2 separate regions of the Homo sapiens genome follow, and region 2 is linked to region 1. Evidence: chromatin loops called from intact Hi-C (ENCODE). Cell type or tissue: HCT116. All regions are shown on one strand. Each heading gives the region's core, and the rest is flanking DNA. Links, peaks and the distances in the headings are about the cores only.

Region 1 (8,787 bases), core at 380-8,379:
TTCCAAAACCAACAGCATCGGCCCTACCTGGGAACTTGTCAGAAATGCAAATTTCTAGGCCCCACCCCAGACTGCTGAATCAGAAACTCTGGGGTGGGGCCCTGTAACCTGTGTTTTAACAAGCCCTCTAGGGGATTCTGATGCCCACTCCAATTTGAGAACCACTGATCTAGACCTGTGGTTCTCAACCTTGGCTACTCATCAAAATTCCCTAAGGTAGCTTTTAAAAACTCTGCTCCAAGGCCCAGCCCAGGTCAATTAAATCAGACTTTCTGGGGGTGGGACTCAGGCACCCGTATCTTTTAAATCTCTTCCAGGTGATTTCAATGGGCAGCCAAAGCAACTAATGGTTCCATTGTACAAATAAGGGAACTGTAGCTCAGAGAGTTTAAGTGACTTGCCCAAGATACACAACAAGAAGAAACAGGTACAGCACAGCTCATTTACGTTTGTTTTTTTAGACATATGAGGGTTAGAATAGTACATTTGGTAATGGAATGTATTTGCTAGAAGCTTCAGGGGTCAGGTTACCTTTTATTTAGCACCAATTAATTTAACACATCTGAAAACATGCCCTAAATAAAATGAAAACTAGCTTTGGAAACTCATTAGGCCAGACAATGCAAGCGTAATTGAAAGAAATAAGGTGCAGACGCTCAGCAAGGTCCCATCTGAAAGCACTTTGGGGCTGAAGGGTGAGCTCCATGATTCAAAGGAAAGACAAATATGGAGAGCTAATGTCAGACATTGTTGCCTGCCCTGGAGCTACTTAGAAGTGTGTCTGAACAATTGCTTCCTGTTCGGTATCTGGGACATAGGTAAATATGTTACAGTCCTAAATGACATTAATGACAGAAAAAAAGTCTCCATGCTTGTGATGGATTTTATGACTCTTAAGGATTCCTGTGCCTTGGGCATTTTTAAGGCGAACTTTCAAATGATAAATATTTTGTTCTGATTTTCTCAGCAAAGACTTCATCATATCAAGGAAGGAAGAATATGGGCTACGTACCCAAAATAGAGCTGGAGAAAGCAATGCACGATGGAAACTGAGTCATGCAATGATTACAAGTGGAGTCATATAAACATACAACTGACTCTTTGACGTTTTTGTTTTATGAGTTACCTGATCATAATACAAGCTACTATTTTTGAGTATTTACTATGTGCTGTGTTCTCCTCATAGTTCTATGGTTAAGGGCATGTTTTCAGGAACTGGTCAGCCTGAGTGCACAAACTAGTATCTATGGCCTCCTAGCTGTGTGACTTTGGCAAGTTACTTTGCCTCTCTGTGCCTCAGTTTTCTCCTCTGGAAAATGGGGATAATATTAGTACCTTTTCTCATAGGGTGAAGGAAGATTAAATGTGCTCACAACAGTGTCTGGCTTCTAATAAGCATTCAATAAATGTTAAATAATATTATTTTTAAACAAATCACCTCAATTCTCACAATAACTTTGAGGGATATTAAGCAGATGGGCCAACTTATCACAACTATTAAGTGACAGGATTGATATTTGGACTAAGGCTGTTTCCAGCATCAGTGCTGCCAGCCACAGTGCTATACTGCATTGATTGGGAATAATAAATTAAGTATTTATGTTCAATTTTTTCCATGTATAGTATAAACTTTTGGGCATGATCCAAATATCCCTGGACCTTCTTGTTATCTGGATGATTTTACAAAGCCTCCAGACTGCCCCTCCCACAGGACACTGAAGCAAGGTTGTGGTCCCTCCTATCAACTGCTCCTCCTGCAGTTGTCCCCATCTCAGTAAATAGTGACTTCATTCTCCCAGCTGTCCCAGGAAACAACCTGGAAACCTCGTTTCTGCTCTTTATCTGACACATACAGTCCATCAGCAAGCCACACTCATTGTACTATCAAAATCTATCCAGGAACTCCCCAAGTCACCCCACTTCCAGTGCCACCCCCGTCCCAATCCACCATCATCTCTTAACATCTCCTGCCTTGCAGGCTGCTCTCTGTCTAGCAGTCAGACTGAGCTCTATAATATCAATTGGATATTGTTACTCCTGAGCTCTGAAACCTTCCCATCTCACTCCAAGGAAAACCCAAGATCCTTCTAGTGATCTACTAGACCCTACAGGATCTGCAAACACTGCCTCACCAACACCCACCCACAACCACTGCCCCCGCCCCCCGCACACATACACCCTCAGACACATTCCTGAGACTTCAGCTCCTACTACTGTAGTGCTTCCTCCCTCTGCTCCAACCTACATAGGCTTCCTGCGTTGGTTGAGTTCACCCTGGCCTCACAGCTTCTGCAATCACTGTTTCCTCTGCCCGGGTAACTCTGCCCCCATCCATCACTGTAGTTGAAAGTCTTGCTTCCTCACTTCCTTAGGACTTTGCTAAAATATCACCCTATAAAATATAGAAACTCCTCATCCCATTGACACTCCTTACCCCACATACAATAGCCCCTATCACCATCAGACCTACTTTCTACTTATTTGTTGATGTGTTTGTCTATCTCCCTTCACTAGAAGGTATGCTCATGACAGCAGCACTTAACCTATTTGTACCTGTCTGTATCGTCAGCACCTAGAACAATGCCTGGCACATAGTAGACACCCAATAAATACTTACTGACATGATCAGGCATGTTCAGGGTGTTATAGCTGTAGTCCATAAATACTTACTGAATACCTATGACCGTTCTGGCATAAAGAAGGTATACCATCTTTGTTAGCATATGGTTAAGGCATGAGAGTCTCTCCGATTCTTTTTCTTATATGAAGCACTTGTCTCTATGCTTGAGATCTTTGGATTCCCTGGGAGTGATGAAAATCAATTCATAGAGATGTACAGATATCTATCTATATGTTGCTAATGAAATCGATGGCTAGAACATTGATGCACCAATTAGCTCTGAATAAAGAAAAGTGCTCTAAGGCTGCATTCCTAACTGTGGAAATGAATCACACAAACGTATTCCACTAGGAACATCATTCAGCAATTCTGAATGGAAAAGGAAAACCTCATTCACAGTCCTAGACAAAGAGCCCTAAAATCCAAATCCTCCTCTGCATAGCACAATACCAACATCTTTTTCCATGAGGGCTACTCCCTTAACAGACAAATGCATTGTTTTTTCCTACCTCTGGTTGATTGGATGAACACAGCCCAAATTTGGAGAGCCATTTAAGGTGATTAAAAATCATTACAGTGCTGGCCAGGCTTAGTGGCTCACGCCTGTAATCCCAGCACTTTGGGAGGCCAAGACTGGTGGATCACTTGAGGCCAGGAGTTTGAGACCAGCCTGGCCAATATGGCGAGACCCTGTTTCTACTAAAAAAGAAAAAAAAAATAGCCAGGCATGGTGGCACTCACCTATAATCCCAGCCACTAGAGTGGCTGAGGCTGGAGAATAGCTTGAACTCAGGAAGCAGAGGTTGCAGTGAGCTGAGATCACGCCACTGCACAACAGCCTGGATGACAGAGCAAGACTGTCTAAAAAAAAAAAAAATCATTAAAGTGCTTCAGTTTGCTTCCAAATGTAATGGCAAATTCCTGACTCATCTTGAAGGTGCAACATGAGAGACTTTTGGAGGTAGATTGTGGTTGGGGATCTTAGAACCATCTAAGTGGTAAATTCCATCACCCCCATTGAGGCACAGGAGGTGAAGGAGTGTTTGTGATGAGTCATGGGCATACTGCATTTTGAGCCTCATTCCAAAGGGGACCTGCATCTGAACTAGGGTGCCAGCACCACATGCTGCTGGAAAGAGTATGGGTTCTCGAGTTTGAGAGATGGATTCCGATGTCCCATATACCAACTGTACACTTCCTGCATGTCCAAAAAGGGACTGATGTATAACTGGTCCATGATAGATACGAGAGTTTTTCAATTGCCTGCCTTTTAATTCAGCACAAATACCTCCTGGTGGGTTATATTATATCATATTATATTGTATTGTGCATCTCTGTAATGTAGGTACTCGTATTTTTATCTCATTAGACCTCTCAGTGTGTGGTGTATCAGCTGGTTTTAAATTCCCTTAATTGGGCTAAATTAATTTGCCCAGTTGAAGAAAAGTCCACCTATTTGCGAATTGGTTGGTTTCTAAAGATGACCATAACAAAATTATCTTTTTTTTCCACACAGATATAGTTTAGGACAAATATCACTAGGGCACTGTGGTACAACTTAAATAATGCTATGAAAAAGAATAGTTATTTTGTTCATTGTATGATGCTATTTAAATCACTCACATTAAAATAATATTAAATAGCATTGCTATTTATAAGATAATGTAGACAGGCAATATAAGCCCTTCCTTTTGTAAATTAATGATTCAAAGGAGAAATAAAATGAAGCCTCATTTGAATGTAGTTTCTCAGATATTTAGATTTCTTTAATAAATATGGGAAAAGCTGAGGCACTGATACCCATGTTTGCATTTTTTTCTTGCCATGACTAAATATGTTTATTTTGCATCAGGGGAATAATATAAGAAAGCCTATCTCAGTATGTGTTGATTTTCATAAGTGGTTCTCAACAGAAAAAAAAAACTTATGACAAGTTACCTAGTTATAAGGAAATAAGGGTAAATATTATTTCCTTGGCCATTAAAAATGTTAAAAAAAAACACACACCATGATCTGTGTGTAACAAAGGAAAGTGACACATAAACCATGATTCCTAAGTAGTTTTTATCTTTACTACCATCTTAGATCCAGGTATGTGTGAAGTGGGAGAGGATTTTCACCAATCAGAAATAACACAACCATCCTGGCAATCTTTCTGTTCATTTAAGTACCAATCTAAAAGATAAAGCATTGACTTTTTGTAAGCAAGGAGCGCAAATCCTGTTCAAAGCTTCTTTTGATTAAAATTTTTATTCACCTCCTTATGTCCACATGCTTATCAATGATCCAGCCTGATTTGCTTGTTTCTAACATACAAAAAAAGAGATCTGATTCATAAAAGTTAATATTTTTAATCTCTAAGACTAATTTAAATATCAGCTTTGTGCATTAAAATATTAAAGGTTTGAGGGACTAATCTTTCTCGTATATAAGGAAAGTGAGATAAAAGAATAAGAAGTAAAATGGTTAAATATGAAGGACAGTAACCAGCTATTCCTAGTCATACAAAAACCCACAAAAAATGGATTTAAATCAAGAATGATACCAATTAGGAATAAGAACAAAAGGTGGTTTTCGATTACTCTAATGAATTATTAAGGTGTCTTGGATATAGAATATTCATTCCTGGAGATCTAAAAGAATGTCCAAAACAATTTGGATCAGAACTGTCTATATGTATCTCTGGTTACATGTGGAAAAACTATCATAAGCCTTGAACAAATTAAAGCTGAAATGGTGGAAACAGGAAATGCCAATCAGGTCATATGTGTATGACGTGATCACATTACACTTGGGTTTCAGAATGGACCATTAGGCATATAATTTCTCTGAAGCTCTACCACGACTCTGGTCATCTATGGGCCAGATGATAATAAAACACTGCTAGTTCATAGGAAGTGACTTTAAGGACAAGAAATTGATTTAATAACCAGAGAGTATCTTTTTGTTTATTTTAAACTAATTTTAATTTTATCAAAGTAATACATGTTCAACATACAAATGTATGAAAGACTCTTAATGAAAAACAGTAATCCCTGTCCCATCCCACTCCACCCTAGGGACAATCACTTTCAACTGGCAAATATCTCCTCTGCTATGTATCTCCATATTTCCCATAATGTGCCTTTACTGCTCTTTCCTGGTTTATGAATTTTGGATATTATTCTTAACATTCTACATATGATCAAAAAGGAATTAGCCCTCCTCATCCCAATACCACATTCTTCCAATATAATGGTGTCAGGAATTATGTTCACCCAGTAACACAGATCCCAAAACATTGGCTCAAACAAATTAGCAATTTATTTTTTCATAGAACATGAAGCTTAGGGCTCATTTGGAGGCTCCAGGATGTCATCAGAAATCCAAGATCCTTCTATCTTTTCTGTTATCCAGCTTTACTAGGTGTTCTGTCCTCGTCATTGTTACAGAAAGGCCCCAGTCCCTCAGACATTGCAACCATTCCTGGTGGAGAAATCCAGGAAGGGCAAAGAGCAAACAGTGTGTGTTCCCTTTAAATAGCTTTCCCAAAAGCCCTACATAGCACATAGCAGCTTCTATTAAAATTTCATAGGCCTACCAGACATGGTGGTGTGAGCTTGTAGTCCCAGCTACTTGGGAGGCTGAGGCAGGAGGATGGCTCGTGCCCAGGAGTTTGAGGCTGTAGTGCAATATGAGTGTGCCTGTGACTAGCCACTGCACTCCAGCCTGGGCAACACAGCGAGACCTAGTCTTTAATAATAATAATAATAATAATAATAATAATAATAGTTTCATATGATCACCTATACCTGCAAAGGGGGCTGGGAAATGTTCTTCAGCTGGGCACATTTCTGCCCCAAGTAAACTGAGGTTCTGTTGAAAAGAAGCAAAGGGAAGATGAATACTGGATTGGCTACCAGTAGTCTCTGCCATAATATCTATATCAGAAATCACTGCCAAGTTAAGGACTGTTCTATAACAATGCTTCCTTTTTTTGTGCATTCTTTTGTTTTGCCTGGAGTTAATAATAGCCTCACATATTGCTTATATTTATGTGTAACTATTTGCCCTCAAATGTTACCTATAGTATCATTTTTCCCCCAGAGTCCTAACTCCAGGACTCCTCCATCCTCCTGCTACAATTTAGATGGGGCCTTTCTAAGATGCTGCACACAACTGCATGATAATTATGTAGTTATTATCCTGGACTTTCCTTACTTCTTTTTATGTTGGTTCCTCTATTTTCTGGGTCCCATTGACTTATCTTTCTTAGTTTAACACTCTCATTTTGCTAAAACACATCTTTGAGTGGTTTCCAAAGAAAGAGTACATGGGATGCAAAAATGTTGAGCCTTGGTATGAAAACAATTGCATTATATTCTGACATTTGATTGATAGTATGACTTGGTAAAGAACTGTCAGCTAGAAATCACTTAATCTCAAAATTAAATAAAATGGAGCTCTTAACTTCCAGCACTGCAGTTGATAAGTACATAATAAATCGATTAGCAAAATTTCATTATTGATAAAGAAGACGGCCTTCTACTAATGGAGATTTTAAAATTATTAATATTATTATTAGTCACAACAACTCAGTAAACATTTATTGACTGACCACACACTCTGTGCTTGTTGTTGCAATGGATATACAAATGTTTGGGCATGGGCCTTGTGACGGTTTATGTGTTAACTTGGCTAGGCTGTAGTACCCACTTATTCAACCAAATGTTAATCAAGGTGTTGCCATGAAGGTATATTGAACATATATGGTGAATATCTACAATCAGTTGACTTCAGTAAAGGAGATTATCCTTGATAATGTAGGTGGGCCACACCCCATTAGTTAAAGCCTTTACAGCAAAATCGAGGTTTCCCTGAGGAAGGAGAAATTCTGCCTCAAGTCTACAGAGTCCGCACCTGCCAGCCTGCCCCATGGATGTCAGACTTGCCAGACCCCATAGTTACATAAGCCTGTTTTATGTTTCTCTGGAGAGCCCTGACTGATACAGGCAATCACTTAAAAAATAATTAATTTAAATAATTTTCCTCTTTAAATTTAAATAAAAAATTATAGTAAAAAATAAATGACAGAAATTGAAGAATTATTCTTGGGAAGTATGATATTATTGTATTGAAATGAAGTAGAAAGTTCAATTGGGAGTGGAGATTTTGACCACAGGAGGAGGATATAACAAGCCCTTGGTAAATTCATGCATAAACCATTTTTGGCGGCTGAAGCAGGAGGATCACTTGAGCCCAGGAGTTCAAGACCAGCCTGGGCAACATAGCAAGACCCCCATCTCTACAAATTAGTAAAAAATATTAGCCAGGCATGGTGACATGCACCTGTGGTGCCAGCTACTCAGGAGGCTGAGGTGGGAGAATCACTTGAGTCCAGACGGTTGAGGGTGCAGTGAGCCGAGATTATGCCACTGCACTCCAGCCTAGGCAGCAGAGTGAGACCCTGTTTCAAAAAAATTTTAAAAAAGTAATAAAGTTAAATGAAATAAAATAAAAATCTTAAAAATTCATGCATAAACCATTTACCAGATTACTCAAGGGCAGATAATGAAGAATCTGCTATATTTAATCTTAAGACAAACTAGATGCTGTTAAAATATTTCACCTTTAAAAGCATAGAATTATTAAATAGTAAGGTTTAATTAACATTAAAAATGACATGATTTGCTTTGATTCCTTAATTTTCTAGTGAGGAAACAACAAGCTTAGGGTACATTTCTGACTACATAGATTTTTTCCCTTCTTTCCAGTGTTGGTCATCCAACACATTTACACAACAAGCAATAGCGATTGCACTGGGCACACTTCCCAATATATGAATTTATTCAAGCTGTGCAATTGTCCCCTGAGAAATCTTGGGCTTAGAGGTATCAACTGGCTTATCTGAGGTCTATTAGCCAGTTAGTGACCAAGTCAGCACAGAAAACTGACTCCAAGTCTTATTTGGCCCATCCTTGTGGTATGCCACATTGTTTCCCTTAACCAACTGAAAGAAACTAATTTAAGGAGTACCTGTACACAGGAAGTAGAAACTTTTTTCTCTTTTTGTGACTTTCTATAAGAATTATAGATGAGATTTTTTTTTCTAAGTGGGGACTCATGTTGTTGTCAACTTAAATTACCTTTACTAATCACTTCGAACACGGTATTCCATACATTTCCCT
Region 2 (8,787 bases), core at 453-8,452, 48 kb after region 1:
TATGAGCCTTTAAAAGGGACAGGAATTGCTCATTCAGGGAGCTCGGCTCTTGAGACAGGAGTCTTGCCGATGCCCCCAGCCGAATAAACCCCTTCCGTCTTTAACTTGGTGTCTGAGGAGTTTTGTCTGCGGCTCGTCCTGCTACCCAATTTTCTCTGCGATTATTTTCCTTCTAACCCTTTCTTAAAGTGATGGGCTCTAAAAAATCATGATTCAGCTGCTATTGCAATTTTACCTAGCCAGTGAATTTATTTATTTTGAGATGCTTTTTGATATTATTGTCATTGTCAAATGACATTATGACATTTCAAAAGACATTGGCTGTCAGCCAGTGGGATCTAGTCTTAACTCATCTTTGGTGCTCACCGGTCATAAAGCTGTAGTCACATGTGTTTATTTCCCCCAGCACTCTTCCCTCATTTCCTTCCTTTCCTTCCTGAAATTTCCTCTTCCAGTGGTGCAAAAGCTGGTGAGTAAGTACTGACAAAACCAATGCCTCTTCCAATGTCTCTATTCATTTCCTTCCTGTCCATCCCTATAAGCTTAACTGTACATCCATGGTTATTTTCAACTTTGAGTTAACATCGTAGAATCAAACACTTAAGATATTCAGGTAATTCTGAATACCATATGCTATGGTTTGAATGTGTCTCCCAAAATTCGTTTGTTGGAAACTTAATCCCCAATGCAGCAGTACTGGGATGTGGGGCTTAATGGTAAAGCCCTTACGAATGGATTAATGCCGCTATTAAAAGGGTTTGTGGAAGTGGGTTCTTCCTCTCCTGCTCTTTTGCCATGTGAGGACATAGCATTCCTCCCTTCCAGAGGACACAGGCTTCAAGGTGCCATTTTGGAAACAGAGATACCAGGCCCCTAACCTGCTCTCTGTTCTTCTTTTTTTTTTTTTTAGATGGAGTCTCAGTCTGTCGCCCAGGCTGGAGTGCAGTGGTGTGATCTCTGCTCACCGCAACCTCTGCCGCCCGGGTTCAAGCAATTCTCCTGCCTCAGCCTCCCGAGTAGCTGGGATTACAGGCGTCTGCCACCGTGCCCAGCTAATTTTTGTATTTTTAGTAGAGACGGGGTTTCACCATCTTGGCCAGGCTGGTCTTGAACTCCTAATGTCGTGATCCACCCGCCTCAGCCTCCCAAAGTTCTGGGTTTACAGGCGTGAGCCACCGTACCTGGCCTAAATCGCTGTTCTTTATAAATTACTTAGTCTCAAGAATTCTGTTATAGCAGCACAAAATGGACTAAAACATCATGGTTCCTGCTTTTTTGGCTCACTAAGTGTTCGTGGCTTTTCTCTTTCAAAATTTTATTGCTAAAATAAATAAAGATGTCACTACTTTACAATAATTCATCACATTCCATTTTTTTGTAAGAAATAGTAAAAGTTGGATTTCTATGCCCTTGAAAAAGAACTCTATCCTTGAGGCAATCTGAAACTAAGCATTTAACAACTTGAAAAATTAGATCACAACCCTCTGACCAAACACCAGAAAGTTTTATACTGAAATTCAGATACTCTTTGCTTGTTTATTGGCAGGGAAAAAGCCAAAATATCAAGAAAGCCAGCACAAATATGAGTAGTAATATCCCCTTAGCTAACATAGATTTGCACCACCCATCTACCTTCTATCATGTCATCCTTTTTATTTCTTTCATTTTATGTATGAGTCTTTGAAATGTTTGTGTTTTTAAAAACCTTTTATTTTTTTATTTCCTTCATTAAAATGTAAGCTCTCCAAGGGCAGGCCTTTATGCTCATATTTACCACCAATTTGCTGCTGCCTAGAGCAGCTCCTGGCACACAGAATGACCTCAAAAAATACCAGTGGAATGAAAGAGTAATGAAAGAAATGACTCATCTGGTTTTACTCCAAAAGAAGTAGTTCTAATTTTTTTTAATGCTTAAAGAAAGCCAAATGGATATACATATAGGATTTCCAGTGTCATAAAAGTAACAAAATTAGCTTACTCTTCCAAACTCTTATTTTATTAATATTTTTTAATAATAAAAAATTATAGAATGCTTCATGAATTTGTCATCCTTGCATTGGGGCCATGCTAATCTTCTTTGTATCATTCCAGTTTTAGTCTATGTGCTGCTGAAACAAGCACCAAACTCTTAAAATTAGCTTAGGTTCAGAGTGAAGAGCTGAAGTTGCAGACCAGACCCAAGCTGTTTTGGGACTATGAAGGACATTAAGGGCTCTGTTTATTTGAGCAAAATCTATGGGTGAGGCTTACCTGCTTTCTGCCAATTTTCCTTGTACAACAGCTGATGTCAGAGGGTGGTTGGATAAGGAGCTTGGAGCCGTTGGTAAGGAAGTTCTTATCACTTTCTTGCAGGCTCCTTTTACCTCTAGTCTTCTATGACTCAAGGGTCATTCAGTGCCAAATGAAATTCTGCCTCTGTGGTAACTGCTAGAAAGTCCAGTGATGATCTGATTTCTAGTAACAACTATTGGCCATATCCCCAGGAGGAGATAAGAATTGTGTCTATTAGGAAATAATTTTCCATGGATCTATCACCTTTTTGTACCTCTTGTGAGCTGGAGCACTGAATGATTTTATTCCAGACTATTCCCCAGGATGTTTGTATAGCAAACAGTCTTGGGAGATAGAGGTAGTATCTCGCGCCAGGGGAGAAGGCAGGTTTGTTTGTTGTTCATTATATTAAAGACAATGTCTTCCTCCAGGGCAAAAGTTGGGCAGGCTAACTTGCAGTCCATTATAAAAGATTCAGATTTCCTAAGCTTGGAGTTGCTTAGGTATGATGCAAATCTCCTGAGTGTGCAAACATGGACCTAGGATGCTCCGTAGGACTTCGAGAACAAGGGGAACCAACAGAACATGAAACACATACCATTTGAGTAAAAACAGCCTTTATCTTTGATTCAGGTGTCTTCTGCCAGCATTCATGAAACGAAACTGGCAAATAGCAAAAATCTGAAACATTTCACTGTTCTTGATAGTTTCACATGCTCCATCCATGCCAGGGTCCCTTATTTCCTGCAAAATAAAAAAATTCTGACAAAGAGTGCATATGGGACAGGGTGACCTTCACTGGGAAGCGGAAGTGAAGCCCCAAGTTCATGGTGGGAGATCAGTGGTAATGAACAGAGGTATGTCATAGTGTAGGAAACAGATGAAATTGCCAATGTGAAGATAAGTCATTAGTGTTAAGAATAAAAATGCTAGTTCATTTCACATTCACATACTGTTTGTTCACATAAGATGCTCCATAAATGTTATTGAATAAATGGATTTATATCCTTCTTGCTTGCAAAAATGGTATGAAGAGGTTTCCAGTAAAAAACACAGATAATGAATTTATTCAAAGAAGAGTGGGAAGAGGCGATTCAGGACAAGAAGGGAAGAAGGACCCCAATCCCCCATCCCCTACCACCCTGTCCTTCCATAAGAGTGAGAATTTTGTCAGGCATTTTAAAAAGTTCACCTCACTAATCCTCAAAGGACCCTTAAGATTGCTCTCAGATAAGGAAACTGCATAGAAGATAGGAAGAGCATCTGTGAGTATAAGATATGTACAGTATCTGGCTCCGATCTGCCTTTGCAAGGAAATGGCAGAGCCAGGATTTGAACTCAGGTTATCTGGCTTCAAGGTACTACATGTTTTTTGTTTGTTTGTTTGTTTGTTTTTTGTTTTTGTTTTGTTTTATATGACTGAGTTTTTTTACTCTATCACCCAGGCTGGAGTGCAGTGGCGCAATCTCGGTTCACTGCAACCTCCGCCTCCCAGGTTCAAGTGATTCTCTTGCCTCAGCCTCCCGAGTAGCTGGGATTACAGGCACCCGCCACCATGACCAGCTAATTTTTCTATTTTTAGTAGAGATGAGGTTTCACTACATTGGCCAGGCTGGTCTCGAACTCCTGACCTCAGGTGATCCGCCTGCCTCGGCCTCCCACAGTGCTGGGATTACAGGCGTGAGCCACTGCGCCTGACCTCTACATGTTTTTTTTTTTTTTTTTTTTTTTTTACAGGACACCACATTGACAGTGTCAGCCCAAAACTAGACCAAGAACACTTGGGCACACTGAGCTCAGGGCTTAGCCCAAAGTTTTCTGAAAGCATGCCAGAGGGAAAGCTGGATGAAATGCTTTGGTAAAGAAGAAAGCACATCAGCTCATCACTCATCTGACAATAGAAAGGACTGATCAGGAAGTGGGGAAAAGGAGAATAGTGGCAAAACATAGAAAAGAGAAAAAAAAAGACTGAAATTTTTAATGGAGCGCAAAATCAGACATATTTTTTTACTTTTTTGAACTTCTTTAGAGACTACAATAATAATTCTTATGTGATAAGTCCAATAAGCTATGATGATGTTTTATTAAATGTACCATCATACTAGCAGCTTTTGCAGAATTTGCATCAGAAGAAAAGTATAAGATATTACCACCATGACTTGGCAAAAGCGGTATACTATATTAATGTTAGCCACTTAGTTGCTGTCATTGTTTCTCAGCACAGTACCCATTGCCTAGTTTCCCTGGGAGTTCTTGAAAGCTCTATTGAAAAGTTATATTTAAAGTGTAAGTTAGAGTGTGCTGTGAATGGAGAGAAAATTGTTTTTCTTTTTGTAAAAAATTCACTTTCCTTGGGACTATATACTAAGTTAGCTCAGTTATTTGACAGAACCAGTATCTTATTTTACAAAGAGAAAAACATAGATCTAGAAATTTCCAGAAGCAGATCACTGGTTGAAAGGGCGGGGCGGGGGGGGGCATGTGATTGAATGTGATTTGAAGGCAGTTTTAATTTTATGACACTTTACAGTGTGTGTGTGTGTGTGTGTGTGTATGTGTTTTAATGATAACCTAATTTTATTGTCCCAGACTTAAAGATCTGTGCCACCTGGAGAAACTACAGTTCATCCATTAGCATGTAAATCTGTTAAGAGTATTTTTGCTTGAATTTCTCCGAGAAGGCTCCCGGCTTTGTTCTGTACAGACACACAGTCCCGACGCTGTTCTTAATATCCTGTTTTCATTTGTCAGCGCTGTTGTCCTTTTCATTGCCATGTTCCCATCATTCCTCTTCTTTCATGTGGTGCTTTACAATAACATTCAGAACAAAAGAGTCACTCCTCTTTCTGTTGCCTTTAAAAAAAAAAAAAAAAGACTTCTTCCCCTGACTGCAGAGCTTCAGTGATCAGGGGAAATGTTTAAAGCATGTTATTCGTAATAGTTAACCAGGAGTTGTGAATAAGGGTTCGTTTTCCTTACTTTTTAAGATCAGGAGGTAGCTTCAGGGTATTGTGAGCAAAAGGTTTTTGTGTGTGGCTGACTTTGAAGTTGAGGGAAAAAGCGATTTTCTTTGAGAAAAGGAGGCATCATATTTGAGAGAATTTCCAATCTGCTCACACAATGGGAATCAGTTACTCTATAACATCGTCATTACCTCCATGAGTCACGAGACTAGTATTTGTTCTTGTCTTTGAACTTAAGCTTTCCAGTGTTCAGAGAACAGTTGTGAAATGTTGCATTGGCCATCATCAATAACTATTTTGCTCCTGGTTGGTAATAATTGGGAAGGGGAGGGTGTGTACTTTCTCTGCCTTCTAGGAGAGTATTATATAAATAAAGTGAGAAAAAGTTTCCCCAAGCGGCAAGCTTTTCTCCAGGGCACAATCTATTATACTTGCTGCAAAAATCCCACTTGACTGGTCTTTCAGAGAATAGATCACTTGCGTCATTTTGCTCATTTCCAGGTGACCTTTTGCAGATATGAGCAGGCAGTTGTTTTTAAATAAACATTATCTACAGGTTTCTGTTTCTGCACTAAGGAAGGAATGTTTCTGTAATGCAGAAGGGATGCTATGACTGAGGGGTTTGTGAAGAGTGAATTCTAGCCAGTCTCAAATAATTCTGAAAAGGTGCTTTTGTATATGTATATGTGTACTTATGTATACATGCACATTGTATATAACTACAAAAACTAATTCCATTATGGACATATATAGGACTTTATACAGACATAGTTATATGAATATATATAGAAATACCTATCAAACTATAAATACATTTGAGAAAGCATTCAGGGACAGCAGTGTTAAAAGCTTTTCATCTGTGACTGGTTTCACAGAAATTAGTGACTTCCATTTCTGCTACCATCACGCTGTTGGTCTGTTCACCAGGAGGGTTGATTTAGACTTCTGCCAGGAGACTAGGTGTGGCCATCTCTCACCCTCTTCCTCTCTGTCCAGTCTGCTATCATTGCCTTCAGAACCAAATTCTTGCATGATACCCAGTACAGCATAGACCTGGAAAACATCGGTCATTTTCAATATAATGTAAAATAGGTTCTGTGTGCCTTTAAAACTAAATGCTTTATTTCTTAAACTGTAAAAGACATGAAATGTCTGAGACATTCAGATAGTGGGAAATTTCATCTGCAAGTTGTCAGATTATGCCCTTTAGAAGATTGTAATTTTTTTTGTTGTTTATCATTTTCTCTTGAGGGGTGGAGTAAATATTTCTTTCCTGATGTTTCAACTTCAGATGTTCAGGCTAATTTTCCACTACAGTGCCAAAATAGGGAAAAGTTAGGCCTGTAGAATTTTGACAATTTAAATGTTGTTTTAACAAAAGCCATGTCTTGATGAAAAGTTCTTTAGAATTCTACTTGATGATCTATGTGTGTCTCTTCCGAGGACAATGAGAACTTCTTAAGGAAGTCATCTATATGTGAAATTGAGTAATCCTTTTATTCATTGTTAAAAGACAAATGAAGTTATAATTTGGAGAGACATAAGCCAAAAAATCTATGTTTGCATTTTTATGTCCTAACATGTGAAGCATGCTTTGATTTACTGTGAAGTGTTGCAATGGCAATAAAGTAGATGTTGAGACGTGCAGACTGGGCAGCCCGAGGAAGCAGTTCTTGCCTCTGCTTCCCCTTTATCATGAATGTTCCTTAAACACCTTTGGTGGAGTCCAAATGTCTGGATTATGAATTGAATTGTGCAAGATTCTTTTTTTAAACACTTTCCTGATGATTTACTTTACTTGCAGTTTCTTGTCTTGCATGGTGATAAGCAATATCCTTCAAAGAACTGCAGCGCAGGACTTTTTTTTTTTTTTTTTCTTTTAGGAAGACTACTTCCCCTTCCTCCTTTAGTCAATCAAATTTTAAAAGATTACTTCTTTCCATTCTCAGTTCACCCTTTCTTTGCCATTCTGGAGACTGAAATTTTGGACACCCATCACAGATTTGCTATTATATATATACCGTGTATGTAATATTAAATATATATATATATATACACACACGATGTTTTTATATATGTGTGTACATAATGTATGCATACGTGTGTATGTGAAACCTGTGTGTATATACATATATTTTAAATTGTTTATCAGGATGATAGATTGCTATTTAGGTCACTATTTTTGGAAGAAATAAATGACTGTTCTTTGTGTCTGTACTGGAGATTGTTCTTCCTGATATAACTTTGAAGAAAACTTCTTCCAGACATTATACATTAATTCAGAAGATAAAGGCACAAAATAATGTGTATATTATTTTTTTAAATGAACAAGCCAGCATGCAGAGCATAATGTGATCATGTGCTCAGTACGACACTGAAAGGCCCCAAAGGCAAATGAGTCTAGTGCCTGTTCCCAGCCCCAGGAGCTGGGCAGGACGGCTCCTATTGGTGGCATTGAAAGCTAGCATTCAGCCTTCTGCCACAGGACAGTGTCTCATTCGGCCAAGCTGCTGCTGGTCCCTGTAAGGAATGAGAGTACAGATCCCGTTGCCAAGTCCTCATTTTTTTGGACCAGGCAGTGGGTGTTGAGCTGACCTGAGCTACCTTTCCATTTGGGTTCAGTTGAACATTGAGTAGGCCAGAGGATAGGGAAGTTGTGGCGGGGGCCGTGGAAAAGGCAGTTGATTCTTCAACTCGGGCAACCCTGGCGGAGTGGATGAGGTGGAGCTGGCCTTCCTGGAATTGTTGGACCGATTTTCCTGTTGTGTTTCACTGTTGACGCACTCACAGACACACAGGACCGCTCCAGCACTGCCTGCCACCCACCGTCTGGTCTCGGTGGCCTGTCTATCATTTCGTGGGTCCCCATCCTCTGCCTACGGCGATGTTTCTTCAAAAAGAACTAGTGTGCAGTCCATTGGTGGGTATTCAAGGTGATCTCTTTGTCAGAATCTAGAGAGGTGCTCAAAGAACTATTAAGGACCAATGTACTAGTTCCTGTTTTTAACCTGTTTATCAGTCTTTCAATTGAACAAATTGGATTTCTGAAACTGCTGAGGGGTTTTCTGCACTATTAGGACAGAACAGGATAGGGTGGTTGTTCCTCCAGGAATCTGGGTTGTTCTTTTGCATTGCCATTTGTCTTTGTGCTTGTCTGCTTGTATAAATGAACCTCGAGAAGGAGTGTTTAAGTATTCTGTTAAGTAAATTTGGAAGACTAGGTTTCAATTAAAATAACCAGACAGTGTGACCCAGCTTCCATTTCCCCTTAATTTTGATCATTAAAGCCTTCATATCCCCACAGACATCTGCCATGCTTCGAAGTGATTCTTCTCAGGAATGTTCATTCATTATTAATCAGGTTGCATGGTCAGGCGAGTATGTGATTATTTTAAAGAATGTCCTAGAGATCCAGTTACTAAGAATGAGCATGTTATAGGCAGATGTGAAAGTACAGAAAAGATTTGGTTAACAGTTTAATTTGATTTGCATGAATTCCACCAGGTGGGTGTTTGGCGAAATTAAAAGTCTTCCCTGGTTCTCACTTCAGATA

What was found. Peaks named below come from ENCODE experiments on the same cell type or tissue, not always from the same donor. Only the 100,000 strongest peaks of a DNase experiment are listed, where the experiment ranks them.
Region 2: a loop joins it to region 1, with 2.8 times the contacts of the local background. A loop is called at or near these places in 2 of 110 quality-filtered maps.

Annotation. Positions count from the first base shown.
Region 1 is chrX:10,623,915-10,632,701 of GRCh38, reverse strand. It overlaps a transcript of MID1 not described here. Among named protein-coding and RNA genes, the nearest start is that of MID1, 7.7 kb to the right of the region's middle. In HCT116, for the core only: no CTCF peak of the experiment used is centred there; a DNase peak (open chromatin) is centred at 3,611; H3K4me3 peaks cover 1,467 bases; H3K27ac peaks cover 4,338 bases.
Region 2 is chrX:10,576,151-10,584,937 of GRCh38, reverse strand. All of the region lies in intron 1 of MID1 (midline 1), which reads left to right. It also overlaps the pseudogene RNU6-800P. Among named protein-coding and RNA genes, the nearest start is that of MID1, 40 kb to the left of the region's middle. In HCT116, for the core only: no CTCF peak of the experiment used is centred there; DNase peaks (open chromatin) are centred at 2,367, 5,057, 5,427 and 5,707; H3K4me3 peaks cover 2,136 bases; H3K27ac peaks cover 7,017 bases.